2 separate regions of the Homo sapiens genome follow, and region 1 is linked to region 2. A link is an interaction called in ENCODE POLR2A ChIA-PET data of the cell type or tissue named here. Cell type or tissue: PC-9. All regions are shown on one strand. Each heading gives the region's core, and the rest is flanking DNA. Links, peaks and the distances in the headings are about the cores only.

Region 1 (3,887 bases), core at 604-3,103, 420 kb after region 2:
AGGCGCTCCCCGAAAACGCACCCTTTAAACGGCACTGGCGAGCATGCAGGCACTGTCCAGGTCGGGTGGAGGAAGGCCGTTTCCACCACAGGGACAGAGGCTCTGAGCTGAAGAAGGGCTAAGTGATTGCTCCGGCTGCTGTTCAGTTGAGCCAGGCCTCTGGTCTCCACTTCAGTGATTGATTGATAGGATGACCACCAGTGAGACGCCAACAGGAAGTGAAGAGGGCTGTGACCGGGTTCCCTGACAGCCTGCCCCATTCAGCTTTCCCCACGATTGCTGCGTACTGGGATGAGAATACCATTTTTAATCTGATAGTTCGTTTAAACTTGTAAAACATTTTCCCTTTCTCCTAGGTATAGCGAAGGAGATACTGAGAAGTTAAAGATGTACCATTCTCTCCTTGGGAATGACTGGAAGACGATTGGTGAGATGGTGGCCCGAAGTAGCCTCTCCGTGGCCCTCAAGTTCTCACAGATCAGCAGTCGTAAGTGGCAGCCCCCAGTGCCCACCTCGCTGAAGAAATAAGCCCTGACAGGCCTGGTTCAGCCATAACCGATCCAATGCCCGGAAATCACCGTAGACCTGTCTTCCGCAAGAGCTTTGTTTCTTAAGCTGTTCTCTATACTAATTTGTTTGGTTTCCTCGTGTGTTTAGTGAAGCCATGTGACCTTTACCCACTAGGCTGGTTTTTACCACACTTCAGTAACTGTCCGTGCAAATATAACTGCCAAGTGGACCAGGACCCCAATAAACTGGTGGTGGGAGAGCCTGGGCGGAGGGTCACTTCCCCGCAGTGGCACGGGACACGTTGGGAGGGAGGCAGGCACGCAGTTCGTGCCCGTCAGGCGGGGACTTTTCTCAGAACCAGTGTTGGTGACCTCCTGTCTGTGTCTCCTCTTTCCTAAAAGGTTTCCTTTCAGAAGACAGTCCTGACCGGGTTTTCTGTTTAGCACAGGGGCTCACACACTCCGGCCACACAGCTAGTGCCTTGCAGCCAGTTCTTCAAGTTTCCAAGAACTAGAGGAAAATCTTAAATTGTTTTTTTTTTTAATTTTGTGAACTCTAGCTATCTTTTTTTCTTTTTTGGAAATCTCTTGATTTTTAAATATTCATCCAAATTGTTATTGAGGGGAAAATGTAACATTCTGTGGCCAGACCAAAAGCACAGCCAAACAGCTGCCAGTGTGACGCTCCTTACTTAGCGTGACCGTGAATGTCTCTAGTGAAGAAGGGTGAACCGTTGATACTTTGGGGCATCCGCCACAGATAACTGGCTTCAGAAATTCTCAGGTGCCTTCATCAAGTACTGTGTTGGTATCAGTGTAGCTATTTATATTGTTACACTATGAACTCTTGGCCAAGAGACATGTACATAACATAAAAGCCATTTGGCTGGCTTTTCTTCCCCCATTAAATGTTTGGGAACCTCACAGTTTGATGCGGGAGACGTTCTCAGAAACAGGATGAACAACTGTTTTGAAATAAATAAATAAAACATTGCTTTAAGAAAGGACTTATTGAATAATTTCAGGCTTTAGTTCTTAAAAAGAATCCATGACCGTGTTAGTAATTTCATTTTAATATGCACATAATTGTGTTTGTTTTATGTCTATATAATTGAGATGCACATTATTTTCTGAAAAGTACCCGATTTATCATTTCATTTTTAATATTGTGTTTGAAAGCAAATAGACTAGCTACTATAAGACCATCTTTTTATATCTACAGAAAGAAATCGTGGTGCTTGGAGTAAGTCTGAAACCCGGAAACTAATCAAGGCTGTCGAAGAAGTGATTCTGAAGAAGATGTCTCCCCAGGAGTTAAAAGAGGTGGATTCCAAACTCCAAGAAAATCCTGAAAGTTGCCTATCAATTGTTCGGGAAAAACTCTACAAGGGCATATCTTGGGTAGAAGTAGAAGCTAAAGTGCAAACCAGAAATTGGATGCAGTGTAAAAGTAAGTGGTAAGTTCTTCCCTCTCTCTTTCTCTGTCTCTCCAGCTTCTGTGGAGAGGTGAGGTTACCAAGAATATCTGTGTAACTGCCGTGGGGAAGCTGACGTGTCAAGAACAATCGTGTCTAGTCTGCTGCCCCAGCTGCTTCCATATCACTCTCTGATTTAAATGAGCACGTAACTAGCCCTGATGCATTGAAGAGTGTATGCTTTTCTCCTAAAGAACTTGAACCTTTTTAAAACTGAATATTGACTTCTGATTTCTTCACTCTTTCTAAGTCTTTAATAAAACAAGGTAGCAATCTGTTGGCAGCATTAGAAAAAAAGGGGCCACGCGCAGTGGCTCATGCGTGTAATCCCAACACTTTGGGAGGCTGAGGCAGGCAGATCACTTGAGGGCAGGAGTTCAAGACCAGCCTGGCCAATGTGGCAAAACCCTGTCTCTACCAAAAATACAAAAATTAGCCAAGTGTGGTGGCTCACAGCCACCAGTAGTCCCAGCTACTCAGGAGGCTGAGGCAGGAGAATCGCTTGAACCCAGGAAGTGGAGGTTGCAGTGAGCTGAGATCGCCCCATTGCACTCCAGCCTGGGCAACAGAGCGAGGCTCTGTCTCAAAAAAATAAAAAATATATAGAGAGAAAAAAGATAGAAAACTAACATACAGAGAGAAATCACAAGTGTAGTGATCAGTAGCAGCTCCACCCTTCTAATGTGCTTTCTGCTTCTGCGGTTCCTCAGATGAAGCGAGGTAGGCATGCTCCTGGCTGCGTCAGTCACATAGAGACAGTTTCAGTCCTGCTTCTGCCACACATTCTTTGCTGGATATAGCTTTTCCAAGACCTGGAGAGTCGCGGAGCTGGATGTCCAGCTGCAGCGAACTCCTCAAACCAGTGGTTCTGCATGCTCATGACCCCCCTACCTTGCACATGAAGGGCACTCAGTGGCTCTTGAATAATAAATAGGAGTAAAATCCAGAGTAGACATATTTTGTGTTAAAAGCAAACTCCTAGATCATACTGTTTATATACCTTACAACTCCAGGGGAATAAACTCCAAAGAACAGGGAATGTTGGAGGAACCAGAGCTCTTTTTACCTCTATTTTTAGCTAAAAGAAGGAAGAGTGAGGGCCGGGCACGGTGGCTCATACCTGTAATCCCAGCACTTTGGGAGGCTGAGGCAGGTGGATTACAAGGTCAGGAGTTCAAGACCAGACTGGCCAACATAGTGAAACCCCACCTCTACTAAAAATACAAAAAATTAGCCGGCGGGATGGCGGGCATCTGTAATCCCAGCTACTCGGGAGGCTGAGGCAGGAGAATTGCTTGAACCCAAGAGGCGGAGGTTACAGTGAGCCGAGATCACGCCATTGCACTCCAGCCCCAGCGACAGTGCCAGACTCCGTCTCAAAAAAAAAAAAAAAAAAGGAAGAGTGAGTTATAAGCCTCAAGTGGAGGATGACATACCAATGTTAAAAGGAGGACATGGTAATCATTAAGGGTAGTACTGGTTCAAGATCAACATAATTAAGATAACGTGCAAGATTTAGCTATTAATTTGAGATAAAAATAGGAAACTTAAACTCTGAACGTTTATTTACCTTGTGTAACATTGAAGTGACCTCCACTGGTACATTTCAACCCTGTAAACGTGGATGGCTCTCATTAAGAGCAACAATGTTGTTGATCAGCGTGTGTATCTCCGTTACCAAGAATGTAAATATAACAGCTAATGATCTATCAGATTGTGACAAATTTTGCTATTCAAGATAAGTACTTTTAAAATCTTTTTAATTGGGTCACTGCCTTTACTAGAACCTTCAGTCAGCCTGCAGCCACTAGCTTCGGCATTAGAGGAATCATCAAATCATTTCTCACTTTACTAAATTTGTCTTATTTGATGTTCCAAGGCTGGTAATGGTAATAAGAGCAAT
Region 2 (3,887 bases), core at 518-3,017:
TTTCATCTGTAAGGTTCAGGAGCTCAGCAAGTGAGATTATTGTAAAGACATGGAGACCTCATCGCCATGGGGCAGAGGCCCCTAGCATCTCTGAGCTTGCAGGTGTCACTGCCAGAACACCCTACCATCTAGCCACCCAGTGCAGAAAGCCCATCCCCACCACTCCCCAAGCCAGGCACTATAGAGTCTTCCTGGGTACCCCCTCATTGCCCTGGTGGGTACTGGACCTCCTTCCCTGGGGACTCCGCCCTGCCTGTGCTCCCGGCTGCTGGCCTTCTGCTGGTCTTTCACTGGGACCCCTGCCATTGCAGACTTGTGCTTTCTCTCCACTCACCTTGGAGCTGCGTGCCCCAGAGATGTGCGCTTTTGTTATTGTGCATCCCTGCCACCCTCACAGTCACCATCACCACCATCACTGGCTCAGCCAAATAGAGCCAGATGTCATCTTTTCCCCGTGCAGCCTCTTGCTCTTATCCCCACTCCAGGCCTCATGATGTTATGTCCCAGCCGTGACCTCTGCAGACTTAGTTATGTTCTTTTTTTGTCCTCACAGGTGCTGCCAACACCTCCTTCTTTCGAATCAGCAGCAAAATTAATAACTGTACTGTTTTCCCATCTTTCCACATTTACTGGGCAAAGGACCCCAGGGCCCCATCTTAGCGCATCTTCAGTCCCTTGATCCCAGGCTCTTGGTGATGGCACTGTGGACAGAGGACTGGGGAGATGCTTATTCTGTGCCTGGACTTTGAAATATATAGGTCTGACCCCCTAAACTCGTTCTGACTTGAGCTGCAGTGAACAGAACAAATTTATTCCCCAGGGCTCCGCACGTGGAGTTCTTTATGCAGGCAACCTCCATTAAAGTCACCAGGAGTTTGCTCTGCATACGATAAACAGGGTCGAGCTTAAATCATGCAGCCTTAGTTGCCAGGGAGCTCCTGTCACTTTTACACTAGTACAAAACAAGTAAAAACGATTCTGGGCTTTTGGAAAAATAAGTTCTCAGCTGTTTCTGTATCATTTAAAATGAGATGGTTGCTGCTGATGGACTCCATTGCCACCGTGTTCTACAGCATGTGTACAGATGTCCTCTTTCCTCTCTGAACTCAAGCAAAGGCGCTACTAGATCTCAGTTCTTTGCTTAAATCAGCGGTGGCTCACAGTGGCCACCACTGCCAAATGATGTCCTCAGCTCCTTCCCCATAGCTCCATTCCTACCGAAGTGTGTTTGAAATTTCTGAATTCTGGAGGCCCAGAGCTTCCTAAGGAAATTGGCCATAATTCTGTCTTTGCCTCTTGGAATGTCGCTTCCCGATTTTCACTTAATATAAAATGAGCCCTGCTCATGGGCCTCACTCTGTTGTTCAAACTCACCCAACATAAAGAAGTCTGAAGTCTGCACTGCTTTATTTTTAGCCTTTCTCATGAGAATTTTAGCCATAAATTAGGGTCCAGGGACTGTTGATGGTGGATATAACCTACTTCCAGGTTGCCGGGCCCAGTGAATGGTACAACGCCGGCTCTTCAGCCAGAAGGCTTGGCTTCTGCCCTGGCCCAAGGAACTGTTCTCGTTCTCATGAGTTGCTTGGACTTCCTCTGGAGGGTGGTTATCCAGGGAGGAGATGAAAAACAGCCAAAGGCAGATCTTGTCCTTGCTGGTTTATGTCTTTGCTCCAAGTGCATGAGATGCTCATCTCAGCCTGTCCACAGCGCACTCGGAACATGCTGGAACTGCATGGTCAGGAGCCCGCCAGCCATGCCATGTCCCCAGCAGTGGGGCTTCTGAGCTAGACTGTAGCTTTTCACATCTCCTGTCTCTGCATACACTCTGCAACACCTGCCCAACTGGCTCGTCGGCCCAGTTACGGTGAGCTCCTAACTGGCAGCTGCCCCTGTGGCCCCGCCCCCCCCAGCATCTCCCAACAGCTAAAGCAGTTCAGTTGTAGGAAGGCCCACATTCCTTGGCACATACCAGACATATTCCTTTCTTATTGTCAGGAGGGAAGACAGCTATTTAATTGGTAATGACTTTCCCCTAAAAGCGAAAGTCCTGGTATGTAGAAAAGGTGATGTGGAAGACAGATCATTATCGAGTTGTTACCTGTGCCCCTCCCACACATCCCTACATTTCCTAAACATTTCTGTCTGGGAAAGGTCCCTCATGGCCTAATAGAACCCGAGAAAAGGCGGGAGATTTGAGAGAGTTTCAAGAAGCTAATTTGCACCCTTTCTGGTAATGAGACCTCACCCTAGCAAATGCAGCCATCGTAATACAAACAAGCCAAACCAGCCCCCAATTGGGATGATGATGTGTTTTCAAGAGCCTTCCGTGAGTCCAGATCCCAGGAGGTGTGGATCAGAGCTCAGCCAAAGTGCTGCATTTTTAAGGGGGAATTAATATTCTCATCACTAAATGCACACTAAAGATCGACCATAGACCAGTTTTTCTCTTTTGTTAAAAACTTGCAAAGAGTTGCTGAGTTGAAAGACAAAGTAAATCTCCCCATCTGAGGAGGTAAGCGGAATGCTATTTCTTGTTTTTAGCAGAGCAGCCTCGGCCAGCTGCAAGCTGTCTTCCCGTGGAGGGGAGACCCTGAGGGACCCTCTGCCCGTTTCCAGCAAGCCTTTGCATGCGGTGTGTTTGTACTCGCTGAAGACAGCGCATGACTCTCTAAATAATTTACAAGTTGATTAATAGACTCACAGGGGTATAATTAGAAGAGGGAGAGACAGTGGGTACAGTAACCGGTACAGTGCTTGGGGGAACAGGAGCCTTTATTTTTTTAAAGAAACTTTCTAGGGTGCTGGGCGTTTGAAGATAAGTTGGGAAGAGCTCAGTGCCTCTTCTCTTTTGAAGTGGAAATAGGACAGTTTGAATCCGTCGAGTTTAATTTTTCACAAGCTTTAGGGGCCCCGCAGTGCAACTCCCTTTTTATTATTGAAAAAACTCTACATTTTTCTTTCATTTTTCTACACACACACACACACACACACACACGCCAAGCAGTAAGTAATAAACACATTAATTTACTCTTATTCTATGTGGATTTCCTTCGCGTTGCCTCCCCCAGGTGTGTTGGCCTCTGTCCCTTTGGTACCCCCAACCCAGAGCCCCCGCTGTAGGGTGGCCTAGAGGTTTATTAATGGATGCCCCCTGTAATTTATGCATTTTAAAGGAACCCTCACCTCGGTCTGACAATGCTTTTGAAGTAGCTCCTTTTTTCAAGTCAAACTTTTGACTTTTCCGCTGGGACTGCTACAAAGATTTCCTCATGGAAACTAGGTAGGAGTCTTTTTCAGCCAGAGAGAAAGCTGTGGCCAAGATAGCCAAGCAGAGTGGCAGGGTAAAAGCGTTGTTTGCATTGTGGGGGCTGGAGGGCCTAGGAATGAGCACAGTTAGAGGAAGCGGGTGAGCACCTTTGCTTATCAACAGGTTTGTGCCCCCGAGGGTCCTTCTCTTTGATTTTTTTTACACTAGACTTTGATTTTGAAAGTGTGCCTTGTCTTTCTCCGGTATGAAAATGATGCTTTGCCAGGAGGCAGCCCCGTCACCAAAAGATCAAAAAGCCTTTGCTCAATGGCTAGTCCAGTGGGGAAACTGAGGCAGTAAGTGATGCCAGATTCATTCATGCATCCATTCGACAACATTGTCTCCCCAAGAAGAATGGGCGCTGCCGGAGGGGGGTAGGTCTGGCCTGCTTAGCGCTGTTCCTTGTCACTGGCTGGAGCCACCATAGGGGCACAGCCAGATTTTCCTGTTGGGCTGAATGTCAAGTGTTGCTGTGTATCAGGCATCCAGATTAAAAAAGAAACCCAACCCAACCCTGACATTTCTGGGAAGTCCAAGGAGAGCCGGAGTGCACAGAGTCATCCTTGCTCTGACCAGA

What was found. Peaks named below come from ENCODE experiments on the same cell type or tissue, not always from the same donor. Only the 100,000 strongest peaks of a DNase experiment are listed, where the experiment ranks them.
Region 1: POLR2A ChIA-PET joins it to region 2 with 16 read pairs; 2 of 35 experiments call an interaction of 5 or more read pairs at or near these places.

The regions. Positions count from the first base shown.
Region 1 is chr9:132,388,676-132,392,562 of GRCh38, reverse strand. It overlaps TTF1 (transcription termination factor 1), which reads left to right. Exons shown (of 11, transcript NM_007344.4): 6 at 357-487; 7 at 1,732-1,966. Among named protein-coding and RNA genes, the nearest start is that of TTF1, 16 kb to the left of the region's middle. In PC-9, for the core only: no CTCF peak of the experiment used is centred there; no DNase peak of the experiment used is centred there.
Region 2 is chr9:132,805,213-132,809,099 of GRCh38, reverse strand. The region is part of intron 10 of AK8 (adenylate kinase 8); the gene reads left to right. Among named protein-coding and RNA genes, the nearest start is that of AK8, 71 kb to the left of the region's middle. RefSeq lists an enhancer at 297-798. In PC-9, for the core only: no CTCF peak of the experiment used is centred there; a DNase peak (open chromatin) is centred at 1,939.